Regions from separate parts of the Homo sapiens genome. Here all the other regions are linked to region 1. A link is a contact called in ENCODE Hi-C data. All regions are on one chromosome and are shown on one strand. The core of a region is the stretch at or near the end of the contact, and the rest is flanking DNA. Distances in the headings are between cores, read along the strand shown.

Region 1 (4,752 bases), core at 612-3,111:
GAGACCATCCTGGCCAACATGGTGAAACCCCGTCTGTACTAAAAACACAAAAATTAGCTGGGTGTGGTGGTGCGCGCCTGTAATCCCAGCTACTCGGGAGGCTGAGGCAGGAGAATCACCTGAACCCGGGAGGCGGAGATTGCAGTGAGCCGAGATGGCGCCACTGCACTCCAGCCTGGCTACAGAGCTAGACTCCGTCCCAAAAAATAAAATAGAATAAAATGGCCAAGAATCAGGGAGAGAACCTGTGCTGCTGCCTGTACAGATGCCCAGCGCCCGCCCAACACCACACAGAATCAGAATCTGCAGGGACTGAGCACCCGTGGTCTGGCATCTGAAGCCAGGCCATCTTGGTTCACATCCCTGCTCCTTCCCAGCTGTGTGACACGCCTTGGATAAGCGACTTAACCACGTTGACTCAGTCTCCTCATCAAGTGAATGGGGCTAACAGTATCTATACCTCCTACCAGGGAAAACAGTATGTCAAGACTTTGCACCACACCTGGTAACTACCCTAAATGCTCCACAAGACCAAGCACTTCCTATCATCATTCATTCATTACTGCAATTCGGTAGGGAAAACCCTCCAGTCACAGGGAGCACCGAATGGGGGAATCAGAGCCAGACAGGTAGAGAGCTTGCCTGCATTTGTGCAACTAGAAAAGGGGGGGAGCTAAAAATAGGCCTCAGAAGTCTTGAAGCTACAGCGATGGCAACACGACTATGGATGGAAGCAGACATCAGCCTTATGGTGCCTTCTCGGGGGATCTGGAAGTGTAACCTTGTCAAAAACACTCAGGTGGGCTGTCAGCGCTCCACAGAGGAGGGACTCGCACGGTCTCTTGTCTGGAAGTGCAGCAAAAAGGGCCAAAGAGCAGCCAGGGTTTTCGGCGGCCCAGATCCTGCGGCGGGGCCTAAATGAGGGGGAGACGAAGCGCCCCGAAGGATCCGGGGGGAACTGGCGGGAAGTGGGGGCCGAAGTTCGGGGCGGGGACGGGGTGAAAACGGCCTGGGCTTCCTCCGTCCGCGGTGTGCGGCTGGCCCGCGGAGGACGAGGGCCTCACGGGCTTAGGAGATAGGCAGCCAGGCCGGGGAAGGGGAGATGCCGGGTGGCGGAGGACGAGGGGGCGGGGAGGGAGCGTGGCGCGCTCCGGGCCACAACCAGGCCCTAAGGTCTATTTACATCCGTGGCCGAAGCACTGGGGCCGCGCCTCCCGCCCCCTTCAGCCCCGAGCTTGGCTGCGACGCAGAGGGGCCTTAGGGCTGCGATCCCGATGGCCACCCGGCTCCTCTAGCCAGACGGCTGCAGTGGCTGGGGTTGCCGGGAGTGATGGGCCGGGCCGGTGAGCCCGGCCTGAGGGGACGCAATAGGGGGCGGCTGCAAGGCCCGCCACGGCGCTAGCCTGGAGCGGACGAAACCCTTGCACTCTGCGGTGCTCCCCCCAAGGGCTTGTGGCCCCTAGTCCTCCCGCCGCCCGTTCCCCGGCCGCCAGCCGGTCCCCAACGGCGCCTCCCCTACCTTCGTTCGCCAGGTCCGCCATTTTACTTCCTTAAGCCCTCCCACAAGGCCCCGCGCCGGCCCAGGCTCGCCTGCTTTCTGCCAGAAACTCCCGCGCGTGCGCACTTAACAAGCCGACTCCGTGTGAGGCGGCCAGCTCGCGCCTGCGCGCTGAATGCCGCGCGGAGGCGAGCCCCGGATCGCCTGCCCTGCAGAGCAGCCTGCCCTGACGAGCCGCGCTCCTAGCACGCACCTGCGCACGAGCCATCTCCCGCCTCCTTTTCCCGCCGACTGAGAGGGCGGGGAAAGGGCCGGGAAGGGCGCATGCGCAGTGGCAGCGACTAAGGTTTAGTGAGGCGGCACCGCGCGGCCCGAGGCGGGTCTTGAAGCACTCGTTTTCCCACTCGTTTTCCGGGGTTCCCCCGCGGTGGGACAGTGAGCAGTTCAGGGCGCCGCAGCCGAGGCCTTCCTCCAGGTAAATCGCCGGGCCTGCGGGGGCTTCCCACACGCGCGGGCGGGAGACGCGTTGCCTCCTACCTCAGTTTACCCGCCTTAGGAGCCGGTACCTTCGGCAAACGCTTTCCTGAAACCACGGGGGAAGTGGCGAGAGGGCGCGGGGTGCTTGGGATTGGGGGGTAAATCAGAGCTCATCGGCGGGGGCGGGGGTCGTGGTCAGGCTCTAGGAGGGGGCGCAGCCCTGGGACCCAGGTGCTGGCGTTGGGGGCGGGGGGAGCCGGCGCGAGGGACTCGACCCCTCGGAGCTACGAGAATCAACTTCACAAGCTCATGGGAGGGGAACCGCGCGCCTCCAGGTTACCCATCTGTAAAATGGGACCATCAGCCTCACTCACAAGGCTCATGGGAGGGTCCTGGACACCCTGGAGTTGTTCTCTACTCACCTGCTATGAATCTCTCAGCAAATCCTTCGGACTTGGCCTTGCCTCCAAAATACAGCCCAGAGCCACCCATTGTCACCCCCAGGCTGTCACCACCCTAGGCCACATCGTCCGTATCTATCTCATGGAAGACTTGGACAGCGGCCTCTCTGCTATCCTTTGCTGCATTCTTTTGAAGCCCCAGGCTTGGTTCTGCACATGGCCGCAGGCTGAGGAGTCTTTGAAAAATATAATCAGCCAGACGCGGTAGCTCACCCCTGGAATCCCAGCACTGCGGGAGGCCAAGGTGGGAGGATCGCTTGAGCTCAGTTCAAAACCAGCCTAGGCAACAGAGCAAGACCCCATCTCTACAAAAACACAAAAATTACCCGGATGTGGTGGTGCAAGCCTGTGGTCCCAGCTACTTGGGAGGCTGAGGCAGGAGGATCACTTGAGCCCAGGAGGTTGAGGCTGCAGTGAGCTGTGACAGTGCCACTGCCACCATCCTAGGGACACAGCAAGAACCTCCCCCATATATATACACATATATACTTTGTTTTTATCTATATATATACACACAGATATATACATACACGTGTGCATATATATGTGTGTGTGTGTATATATATATATATACACATAGACTGAAAATGGAAATATCAAGGCCACTCAGTGCTTCCAGAGGGCTCTCAGCTGAACTTGGAATATCCTAAACCTTGTATTCAGGTTTATGAAGTCCCCTGAACTTGGCTCCCATGCCCTGCTTTGTTCCCCCTTGCTCATTGCTGTTCAGCCGCGTGGGTCTTTCCATCCTTGGAGCACAAGCTCATTCCAACCTAAGGGTCTTTGCACTTGGTCGTCTCTCTGCCTGGGACCTTGTGTTTCAGGTCTTACCTAGGTTGGAGTCCCAGCTCTGCACCTTTTTGAGTATGATCTAAAAGAGAGCGAGGAGTACTACAATCTGTGGGCCAGATATAGTCTATGAGCTAAAAATGGTTCCTCCCTCCCTCCCCTTGTTCCCTCCCTCCCTTTCCTTCCCTTCCCTTTCTTTTATTTATTTTGGAATCTAACTCTGTTGCCCACGCTGGAGTGCAGTGGTACAATTTCGACTCACTACAACCTCCGCCTCCCGGGTTGAAGTGATTCTCCTGCCTCAGCCTTCTGAGTAGCTGGCATTACAGCTGTGTACTACTATACCCAGCTAGTTTTTGTGTTTTTTTGTGGAGACAGGGTTTCACCATGTTGGCCAGGCTGCTCTCGAACTTCTGACCTCAGGTGCTCTGCCCACCTTGGCTTCCCAAAGTGCTGGGATTACAGGCATGAGCCACCGCGCCTGCCGATTTTTTTACATTTTTAGCTGGTTGGGAAAAAAAATACCAAAAGAAGAATATCTATTGATGTGAAAATGGTGTGAAATTTACATTTCAGTGTCTGTAAATAAAGTTTTATTTGAAAACAGCCAATGCTTACTCATTTATATATTGTCTCTGGCTACTTTTGAGCTGTGACATTAGAGCTAATTTTTTTTTTTAACAGAAACTTTTTGGCCAACAAAACTTAAAGCATTTACTGTTTGTGTCTTTACAGAAAAAGTTTGCCAGTTCCTAATCCAGGACACATGTATTTACATGGTTGTTAAACTTTTCTGAACAGCCAGTGGGATGTGGTAAATATTTAACAGCAGCTTCTCTGGAAGAGAATGTATTCGTTAGTATGTATTTATGTGTGTGTATATAGTTTATTGTAAATTTTACTTATTTTTCTATCACTTTCTTAAGACCACAAGACAATTAATAAAACAAATTGAACCCTGTTTTGTAGCGTCTGCTGATTTTCTGGGTGTGAATCCTTCAGCCATGGCCTATATTGTTACTAATGGGATGTCACTAGCACCAGAGTTGGGAGGACATGCGCAGTAGTAGCACACCAGATTCTTTTTTTTTTTTTTTTTTTTCTTTTGAGGCAGAGTCTCGCTTTGTTGCCCAGGCTGGAGTGCAGTGGCGCGATCTCAGCTCACTGCAACCTCTGCCTCCCGGGTTCAAGCGATTCTCCTGCCTTAGCGTCCCCAGTAGCTGGGATTACAGGCGCTCACCACCATGCCTGGCTAATCTTTGTATTTTCAGTAGAGACTGGGTTTCACCATGTTGGCCAGGCTGGTTTCGAACTCCTGACCTCAAGTGATCCACCCACCTCGACCTCCCAAAGTGTTGGGATTACAGGTGTGAGCCACTGTGCCCGGCCACACACCAGATTTTTTTCAAGAACCTGACTTTCAGCCGGGCGCGGTGGCTCACGCCTGTAATCCCAGCACTTTGTGAGGCTGAGGCAGGTGGATCACGAGATCAGGAGTTCAAAATCAGCCTGGCCAGCACAGTGAAG
Region 2 (4,752 bases), core at 1,351-3,850, 1.5 Mb after region 1:
GGCCCCACAAGTGCCCGGTGTGCGCCAAGGGCTTCGGCCAGGGCTCTGCGCTGCTCAAACACCTGCGCACGCACACGGGCGAGCGGCCCTACCCGTGTCCGCAGTGCGGCAAGGCCTTCGGGCAGAGCTCGGCGCTGCTGCAGCACCAGCGCACACACACGGCCGAGCGCCCCTACCGCTGCCCCCACTGCGGCAAAGCCTTCGGGCAGAGCTCCAACTTGCAACACCACCTGCGCATCCACACGGGCGAGCGGCCCTACGCCTGCCCGCACTGCTCCAAGGCCTTCGGCCAGAGCTCAGCGCTGCTCCAGCACCTGCACGTGCATTCGGGCGAGCGTCCCTATCGCTGTCAGCTCTGCGGGAAGGCCTTCGGCCAGGCCTCCAGCCTCACCAAGCACAAACGGGTGCATGAGGGTGCAGCCGCTGCTGCAGCTGCCGCGGCCGCTGCAGCTGCAGCAGCGGCCGCCGGCCTGGGCCTCGGGCCTGGCCTAAGCCCTGCATCCATGATGAGGCCGGGGCAGGTCTCCCTCCTGGGTCCTGATGCTGTTTCTGTGCTCGGCTCTGGCTTGGGCCTCAGCCCTGGCACCAGCTCTGGCCGCAACCCTGACCCTGGCTCTGGGCCGGGCACTCTGCCGGATCCCAGCTCCAAACCCCTCCCCGGCTCCAGATCCACCCCCAGCCCTACTCCTGTGGAATCTTCTGACCCAAAGGCTGGGCACGACGCTGGTCCCGACCTTGTGCCCAGCCCAGACCTTGATCCTGTGCCCAGCCCAGACCCTGATCCTGTGCCCAGCCCTGATCCCAACCCTGTGTCCTGCCCTGACCCCTGTTCTCCCACTCGTGGCACTGTCAGCCCAGCCCTCCCTACCGGCGAGAGTCCAGAGTGGGTACAGGAGCAAGGGGCACTGCTGGGGCCTGATGGCTGAAGGAGACGCCGGCATCCTCGGGGGCCTGGGGAAGTTGTGTGTTGTGCAGTCAGTAAAATCCTCCCACTGCCTCCGGGCTCTGTGTCGTGGCTTGCCTTTTGTGCTTTCTTTCTGAGCACAGCCCCTTGCTCCGGAGATGGGACATTGTGGCCAGGGCCAGCCACAATCTGGAGCTCCAGTGTCCTGGCTTCCTTCTTGGGCCCACCAGCTAGACTTTCCAGCTTAACCCACAGTGTCTCATCCTGGTCCATCCCACTAGTCACCACTCTCTGTTCCTCTCACTTACCCCTTGCTCTTCAAAGCCCATACAGTAGGTATACAAGTGGACAAAAAAAGTTGCTCATTTATGCAATCAACAAACATCTCTGGATTGCTGGGGTCTCAGCAGGGAACAAGATAAATATGGCCTCGACCTGCATGGAGCTCATAGATACTAAATTCAGAATACTTAAAAAATAATTACGGGGTATAGTACATTCTAGGAGAAGCATAACAAGACTTCTGATATAAATGGCAGGCAGCTTTCTCAATGAAGGATTTTGTAATCCCAATAATCACTAATTTAATAATCAGTACTGTTTGCCCAGCCTTATGCGATAGTTTTTGCATTCTCTCATTTAATCCTCTCAACAGCCCCAGTAGGTAGATGACTTTGAATATCCCCATTTTGCAAATGAGAAAATTGAGGCACATTTTTTTTTTTTTTTTTAGACAGTCTTGCTCTGTTGCCCAGGCTGGAGTGCAGTGGTGTGATCATAGCTCACTGCAGCCTCGACCTCCTGGGCTCAAGCGATCCTCCCACCTTAGCCTCCCGAGTAGCTGGGATTGCCGGTGCATGCCACCGCCCACTGCGCTCAGCTTGGAGTTGAAGGGACTCTGGAAGATGTAGAAGTGGCATTGTCAGTGCCTAGATTTAAATCCCAATTGCCCTCCAGGGTCCAAATTCTTAACCATTACGCTCCAGGGCAAAAGTATGCAAAGGCTCTGGGGCTATAGAAAGATGAGCTTTGGATGGAGGTAGGAGCCAGATCAGAGGGCCCTGATAGACGAGAGTGGGGACTCTGCCTGTCATTACAGAGCAATGGGAAGCCGAGGGCAGGTTCTCGCAGGAAGGATAGGAATTATTCTTTGAAGATGCTTGTGGCTGCTGGGTAGAGAGTGGAGTGGAGGGAGGCTGAGATCGGGGAGGAGGTTGCTGCAAAGATCCAGGCCAGGAATGTTGGAAGACTCTGGGCTGGGGGCCATGGGGTGGGGATAAGTGGTTCTATTTGATACATAATTAGGAAATCGTGTTTGCTGAAGATGCGCAGGAGAAGGGTAAAAGGAGTTTCTGGGAGAAAGAGGAAGACAGCGTTGAGATAGTAGGCAGGGTCATCACCAGGCACCAAGGAGGATAAGGGGTCAAGCTCTGGACATGGAAGTCACAAGCCTGGCACCGGATTCGGGGCATGGCCGGGAGCCAGGGCAGAGCTCGTCGTTGCCAAACTCAGAGTCAGCCCATCCCCCGCCACCCAGAGCGCGTCGGCGCTAGGACCTAGCGACTGCCTTCGACCCAGAGGGCGCCGGCAGAGGCACGCATGCGCGCTGTTCCGGCAGGGGTTGTCGTGGCGCAGGGGGCGGGACCAGAGGCGGTCACGTGAGGGGCTCTGGGCTACCGGGTCACGTGACCGAGGCACAGATCAGCTGATGCCGGAGGGTTTGAAGCCGCGCCGCGAGGGAGCGAGGTCGCAGTGACAGCGGCGGGCGATCGGACCCAGGCTGCCCCGCCGTACCCGCCTGCGTCCCGCGCTCCCGCCCCAGCATGACAGCCCCGGCGGGTCCGCGCGGCTCAGGTGAGGGCGCGGGCGGCACCGTGGGGCCCCGAACTCAGGCGGGCGGGCTGTGTCTCCCACCTGGGGCGGCGGAGCTCCTAGTCTCTTTTTTTCTAAGCTCCAGCGCTGACTTTTCACGGTGGAGAAAAGGGCAGACGGCTCCTAGAACTTGGGCGGCGGGTGGGCACCAGCCTCTCCAATTCTTCCTCCTGAACCCAGGCTCTGCTGGGTTCCCAAACTCAGGCAGGGATCGCGCCGGGCCGCCAGCTTCTCCCTCTGGGGCGGCGAGGTTCCTGGGATTCCCACTGGGAGCCTAGGTTCCGATTGCTCAACTTCGTCTGGAACTCAGACAGCGGGCACCAGCTTCTCCAACCCGCACGTGAGACTCCCAGGCTTCCCCTCCTGATTCCAGGGGACAAATGCTCAGCTTCCCTAAGCTCAAGCCTGGAGAGCTGGAGGGATTGCCCCCAGGCGATTAACTCAGTTTTAGCTTTCCAAACCGCTGGAAGCGCAGCCTTCTTAAATTCGGGCTTCTAGCCAATTCTGATGCCACCCCTCCTCGGGGAGGCTGGAGGAAGACCCCTTGTGTTAGCTTCCCCTTCTGGAGCTAGCTGGGGACCCCTACCTGATAGATGTCCCGGTGTCCCAGCTAGTAGGGTCTGGGGTGGGTTAGCTGTAATCTCAGCTCTGTAAGCGGGCCCTGCCCTCTGGCTTTGTCGTAAACAGCCACAGCAGCATCTCATTGCAAAGGGAGGGGCCGGGAACTTGTCCCTCTCTGCAAGGGAGGTTCTGACAGTGCACACATTTATCCTGACTGCTTTGCTAGGCAGGAGGCCAGGCCCTAGAAAGCAGCACGGGGCCAGGCCCTAGAAAGCACATCCCCATGGGGGTGTGACAGGGACAGTTTTGGGCTACTGTGACTGGTTTTGACTCCAGCAGTTGCTGAAAGCTTAGATCTAACCATTAGGCTGGAAAAAAATAAACAGTGATTAGAACAGCTTGTGTTTGCTGAAGAGGTCTTTATCTGCTGTGTCTCACTGAATTCTCAGAGCAGCTTCAGGATCTCAACCTCAAGGCTCAGGGAGAGGGTGGACTTTTTTTTTTTTTAATAAACTTTTTTTTGTTGCCCAGGCTGTAGTGCAGTGGCATAATCCTAGCTCATTGTAACATCGAACTCCTGGGCTCAAGTGATCCTCCCAACTCAGCCTCCCGGGTAGATGGGGTCCCAGCTACTAACTACGGGCATGAGCCGTCACACCTGACTATTTAAAAAAAATGTTTTTTTTTTGTAGACAGGGAGGTCTCGCTGTATTACCTAGGCTGGATCCTCCCACCTTGGCCTCCCAAAGCCGTTGGGATAACAGGCATGAGCCACTGAGCCCAGCCAAGGGGTCGCCTTTTTAAAATTTCCACTCTTCAGATGAGGAGATGGAGGCTCAGGGAGGTACCTGGAGTCAACCTACTGTAAAGTGGCAGGTCTGGGATTTGATGCTAGGGCTGCATGATTTCTAGGAGCTGGTGCTTTTCAGGGAGATAAAATGAGTCTTTAGCGAATGTGTTCCATTATTATTACTTATGTTGTCAATTACCTCTTCTCCAGGTCCTTGGCTTCTGAGAGTGTCAGCTGATGGGCCAGGTTATAATGAACCCAGAGGTCATCTTTTGGGTATTTGTCCAGACAAACCTAGAATACAGGCTGAGTTCTATGCTCATGTCTGGAAGCTGGAGTTGGGATAAGCCCAGCAGGCTTGAACGCCCAGTGAAAAGCCAGTGGGAGCAGTTCATTCTCTCCCCACTGATCAATAACGGGAACATTGATGAAATGTTCTGACATTCACCATGGACCAGCCCCTGTGATCAATGCTTCATAAGCATCCAGTCCTTAGCGTTCCCATGAGACATATTATTGCCCCATTTCGCAGATGAGGAAACTGAGGCTCAGAGAGCTGGTGAGCAGGAGGGGCAGGAATCAGCCCAGGCCCTGTACCTCCCAAACCCAAACTCATAACCTCTGA
Region 3 (4,752 bases), core at 1,068-3,567, 1.0 Mb before region 1:
AAACTCCTGGGATCAAGTGATCCTCCCACCTTGGCCTCCCAAAGGGCTGGGATTACAGATGTGAGTCACTACACCCAGCCTGGGCAACAGCCTGTTTTTAAATTTTGTTTTTACTTTTTATTTTGAGACGGGGTTTGACTCTGTCACCCAGGCTGGAGTGCAGTGGTGTAATCAACGGCTCACTGCAGCCTCCACTTCCCCGGGCTCAGGTGATCCTTTCGCCTCAGCCCCCGAATAGCTGGGATTATAGGCGCGTGTCACCACGCCCAACTTTTGTAATTTTTTTGGTAGAGACGGAGTCTTGCTATATTGCCCAGCCTGTTCTCAAACTCGTGGGCTCAAGTGATCTGCCCATCTCAGCCTCCCAAAGTGCTGCGATTCCAGGCATGACCTGAAATTAAATCTCAACTCCATGTGGAATATATGAATATGGTCCCATAAGAATTTAAAACACCCAGAGCTTCTTAAATTCTCCTTTGACTTCTCTTTTTACCAGTGTGCAGCTTTCCTTCTCTCCCCAAGGATTAAGTTCGTTTCTTCAGTTTAGGAGTACCTTTTTCTGTGCATTGACAAGCTTGTGTGCTCTTAACCTCATGATACCGGTTTCTGTGTGTGTTTCCATATTTATTTTATTGAGTACAGGATTCTGGACCACTGTCCCTAGCTCAGCGGTTGGGAGATATTTCATGTTTGCAAACAGATCGGCCTTCTCTTTTTTCTTTTCTTTCCTTTTTTGAGACAGAGTCTCACCCTGTTGCCCAGGCTGAAGTGCAGTGATCTCGACTCACTGCAACCTCCGCCTCAGCCTCTGGAGTAGCTGGGATTACAGGCATGCGCCACCATGCCTGGCTAATTTTGTATTTGTTAATAGAGACAGGTTTTTGCCATGTTGGCCAGGCTGGTCTCGAACTCTGGACCTCAGGTGTTCCACCCGACTCGACCTCCCAAAGTGCTGGGATTACAGGTGTGAGTCGCCCGAGCCACAGCACCGGGCCTGGCCTCCTTTTCAATTGCTACATAGTAAGTATTCCAGAGTACTGATTGCTATTAAGTTACTTCTCTAATCCCCCACTGATGGATAGTTAGTGCAAAACATTGGAAACAGTTGCAGACAGCCCTGCCGCCGGCATTCTTGAATTGTGTAAGCTCCAGACCTTTTTTCTGGGTACATCACCTCCAGGAAGAACTGCTGGCTGGGTTATCGGGTGGTGGATGCACTTAGAATGTTATTAGAAAATGTCAAATTGCCCAATTTACACTCCTGCCACTCCAAATGGGGGCATGCCTCACACCCCTGCGTGGTCCAGTACACAATGAATGCTCATTTTGTGAAGTCACAGGGTCAAATCTTTCTCCGTGCCTCATCCCACTTAATCCTTGCAACATTCTCAAGAGGCGGGTAGACGGGGTGTGGCCACTACCATCATATCCATTGCACAGTTGGAAACAGACTCAGCGAGGTTACTTTGCTGGAGGTCAACCACAGTGAGGCATGGGGCCCGGCTTAGCTTTGAATCCAGGTCAGAAAGCACCAAAGCTCATTCTCTCCCATACATTTTAGGGAACTCGGGGAGAGGGACCCTAACTATTCCGAAGGCCTTGCCCCTTGGCAAAGGTTTGTTGATTGTGATGGGAATAGACCTACGGTGGCGGGGTGGAGGCTCTTGCTGCTTTACCCTATGTTCTCGGTTCTCCTCCTTTGCAAAACGGATCGCTATGTCTCCTTGCTTGGCACTTTGCAAATTGGGGAACGCTAAGCCCACATTCCGGCCACGGGTTTCGAACCTCCAGCCTGCACGTTCCCGGCCGGTGCTGATGCTGTGCTGGGTCTCACGTACTCAGCCGCCGCCTGATAACCAGGGCGGGGCCCGGAGCTTGCGGGCAGTGATTGGCACCTGCCCCAGCCTGTCCGCGCCTCGGGCTGGCCCCTCAAGCCAATACTGGCTCCTCTCTGTGCGGTCGTCGGGCGGGCCCTGAGGCTCCCTTGTCAATCCAAGGCCCAGCTGCCGTCGGGTTGGTCGCGGCAGCCTTGGCTGGCGTGCGCCCCCTCCAATGAGAACAGAGCCGGTCAGCGGGCACGTGGGTGGGCGCCGGCGTGTCCCCGCCGGTCTGCCAATGAAGAGGCGAGGCCGGCGTTTGTCCCCGCCCAATCGCGGCGCGCGGTGGGCGGGCCGTGCGGTGTTGATGGGCCCGGCGGAGGGGAGGGGCGGAGCTGTCAGCTCCGGCCAATGGGCGCTCGGGCGTGGATCCGGCAGCCAATGGCAGTCGGGGCGGAGCTGGCGCGCGGCCTTATAAGCCCCCCCGCGAGCGCTTGCGGAGGGCTCGGTCGCCAGCAACCGAGCGGGGCCCGGCCCGAGCGGGGCCTGGGGGTGCGACGCCGAGGGCGGGGGAGAGCGCGCCGCTGCTCCCGGACCGGGCCGCGCACGCCGCCTCAGGTGAGCCCACGGGGAGGCCGCCCGGCCGTGTCCGAGCGCGGACCCCGCCGCCATGGCCGCCCCCGCGTCGCGGCTCGGGGCTGCGGGCGCGCCCGGGACTCGAGGCCCAGGCCTCGGGCGCGGCCTGCTCGGGCCGGGCCTCGCGCTTTGTCCGGGCCGGCGGGGCGGTTGGGGCGTTAACCGCCCGGCCCGGGGGCGCCCGCTGGTTTTCGGGCGGGGGCGGCGGGGCCGGACAATGGCGGGGCGCGCCCAGGGGCGGGAGCGGGGGCCCCTTCCCGGGCCGGGGGCGCGCGGGGGCTGGGCACAGACGGCCCCGGCGCCCCGCACAAAAGATGACAGCGTGGGTGGCCCCGGCCGGGCCCTTTTATCACCCGGGACAAGCCTCGGCCTATTATTATTATTATTTTTGAAAGAAAGCAAGAAAAAGGAAAAAGACCCCAGCCCCTGGGTAACCCCCGCCTGCGTTTCTGGCCCTTTGGGCGCCAGGGGGGCTAAGGGGAAGCCCCCCAGCTGGACACCCAGGGATGCCCCCTAAATGCCTATCATTGCTCCTGCACTGCCCCCACCTCCGGTCAACCTGCTATGCCTTGGTAGCTTCCAAACTTGCCCCCCTGTACGTACCCGAAACCCCCACCCCGCCATAAGCATATGCAATCTGGATTTTAGAAAAAAATCATCTTGCTATGCAACGGCAGCCTCCACGAGTCTCTCCGTCCCTCCCCCTTCCAGCCTGATCGCCATCTCGAACGAAGCCCCTGCTCTAGAGAAATGAATTGAGGAGTTGCTTCCGCCGAGACCCCTTTTCTGTGTCCCCCGTGGACATCCCCCTGGGAGCTGGGGACGGACTCGCTCTGAAATCTGCTTGACCTGGGGTCTGCCAGGGCCCAGGTCTGCGCTCAGTGGTGGCCATGACAATCAGGCAGGACGGGGGACTCTGTCCACCTGGGCACGGTGGAAGGTTTTAAGGGGCATGTTTTCCGCCCCTGGGGGCAGTGGAGGCATGGACTGCTTTTGGGTGCATCCCATCTGTTTGCTTGGGGGAGGATGCTTCTGTTTTAATAATTTACCAGCACCCTGTGAGGAAGTGTTCCCCGAGTTGTGAAACTAGTGAGAAGGTGGTTCAGCTCCGTGGAGCCTAGTGATCCTGTCATATGTGAAGAGCGTCTTTTTCCATGTGTTTCTGGCTGGGGCGTGTATTCAGCAAGTTCCTTTGGGTCCCACCGGGTGCCTGCACTGTCTTGGGATCTCTGGATACTGGACTGAATTCAAGGGATCGGTGCCCTGCCCCAGTCCTCTGCCTCAATGGCCATTTATCAGAATGTCCCCGGGCTGGAGAATGCTCCTAAAAACAGCACCAGTCCTAAAGCAGGCTCATTAGACGACTCCTATGGGCTTTTATCACTGCCGTTATGGGAGCTAATGACTCCCCTAATTCTCCAATAATAGCTTCCTTATGAGCCACCAGGAGGGTTTGTCAACACACGGGGTCAGCCTTCTCCTGCAGCCCCTGCTGAAGCAGTGGGCATCCTCTCTCCGCTTTGCAGTTTATGTTTTGAAACCCTGAAGGTCGGAGCGTAAAGCCGTGGTAGAGTCAACTTCTGTCTGAGCCGAGGATTTCTGGGACTTGCCAGCCTCGTCTCCGTGTGTCTGATTGGACACCTGGCAGGTCCGGGCGCTCCCCCTCCTTGAGCCGGCGACACCAGGACGGGTCAGACTGTCCTGGCCTAGAGGAGGTCACCGCTGGGGAGGAAAAGGGGGTAACGGAGATTCTGCCGCACAGACGGGTGTCTGTGTACAGGCTGTTTTGGTGGAAGCGTCTACTGTGTCAGGAGCTGCGGGTGCCTGCGTGTGCACGTGTGTGTTTAGTTGCTGAGACCTGAAATATATATGTCTTAGTAACAATCCGTTTGCTCGCATTTTCTAACCCTTTCCTCTTTGGGGAGGGGGCTGCTAACAAGATGTTAACTGCTGGCGCTTAAAGGTATAGCTGATCAGCCACCGCACAGCACCCCGCCTGGCCTTTGTTGTACTTTTCTGTCTCGTGGAAGAGACCCTTCCTCAGCCTCCTGCCCTGTCTTCAGTCCCTGTCCCGTCCTGCAGGAGCCCTCTGGGGTGGCCAGGGGCCGTCCTCTGTGTCCTTCTCTCCCACCTGACCACTCTGCCTGTACTTTAATTCCTAATTTCTCTGTCTCCTCTGCTGGTTTCCTGCCCGTTTGTCCTATGCCCCACCCACTCCCTGATGAGCCGGGGAGGAGCCTCAGCTCTGGGGAAGCCATCTGTCCTCGGTTCCATCTGACACCTGTGGGGACGTGCCTTG

Evidence for each region. Hi-C counts contacts between places; a loop is a spot of excess contacts on that map. Pooled maps may share reads with other maps.
Region 2: a pooled map shows a loop between it and region 1 (8-fold over the local background). The contact joins the promoter of MCOLN1 here to the promoter of RANBP3-DT in region 1. A Hi-C loop is called at or near these places in 1 of 37 single-sample maps with no recorded cell type and 7 of 50 pooled maps.
Region 3: a map of B cell shows a loop between it and region 1 (8-fold over the local background). The contact joins the promoter of KDM4B here to the promoter of RANBP3-DT in region 1. A Hi-C loop is called at or near these places in 1 of 168 maps with a recorded cell type or tissue (B cell), 1 of 37 single-sample maps with no recorded cell type and 6 of 50 pooled maps.

The regions. Positions count from the first base shown.
Region 1 is chr19:5,976,542-5,981,293 of GRCh38, forward strand. It overlaps RANBP3-DT (RANBP3 divergent transcript), which reads left to right and starts at 1,862. Exons shown (of 4, transcript NR_046376.1): 1 at 1,862-1,973. RANBP3 (RAN binding protein 3) reads right to left here and starts at 1,599. Exons shown (of 17, transcript NM_007322.3): 1 at 1,520-1,599. The coding sequence starts at 1,541. RefSeq lists silencers at 1,383-1,492, 1,723-1,892, 1,943-1,992.
Region 2 is chr19:7,520,024-7,524,775 of GRCh38, forward strand. MCOLN1 (mucolipin TRP cation channel 1) reads left to right here and starts at 2,601. Exons shown (of 14, transcript NM_020533.3): 1 at 2,601-2,758. The coding sequence starts at 2,728. It overlaps LOC105372261 (a long non-coding RNA gene), which reads right to left. Exons shown (of 3, transcript XR_936294.3): 1 at 4,327-4,752; 2 at 2,819-3,139. ZNF358 (zinc finger protein 358) reads left to right here. Exons shown (of 2, transcript NM_018083.5): 2 at 1-1,002. The coding sequence ends at 926. RefSeq lists a silencer at 2,635-2,764.
Region 3 is chr19:4,966,796-4,971,547 of GRCh38, forward strand. KDM4B (lysine demethylase 4B) reads left to right here and starts at 2,318. Exons shown (of 23, transcript NM_015015.3): 1 at 2,318-2,435. RefSeq lists silencers at 1,782-1,881, 2,192-2,491 and an enhancer at 3,758-3,807.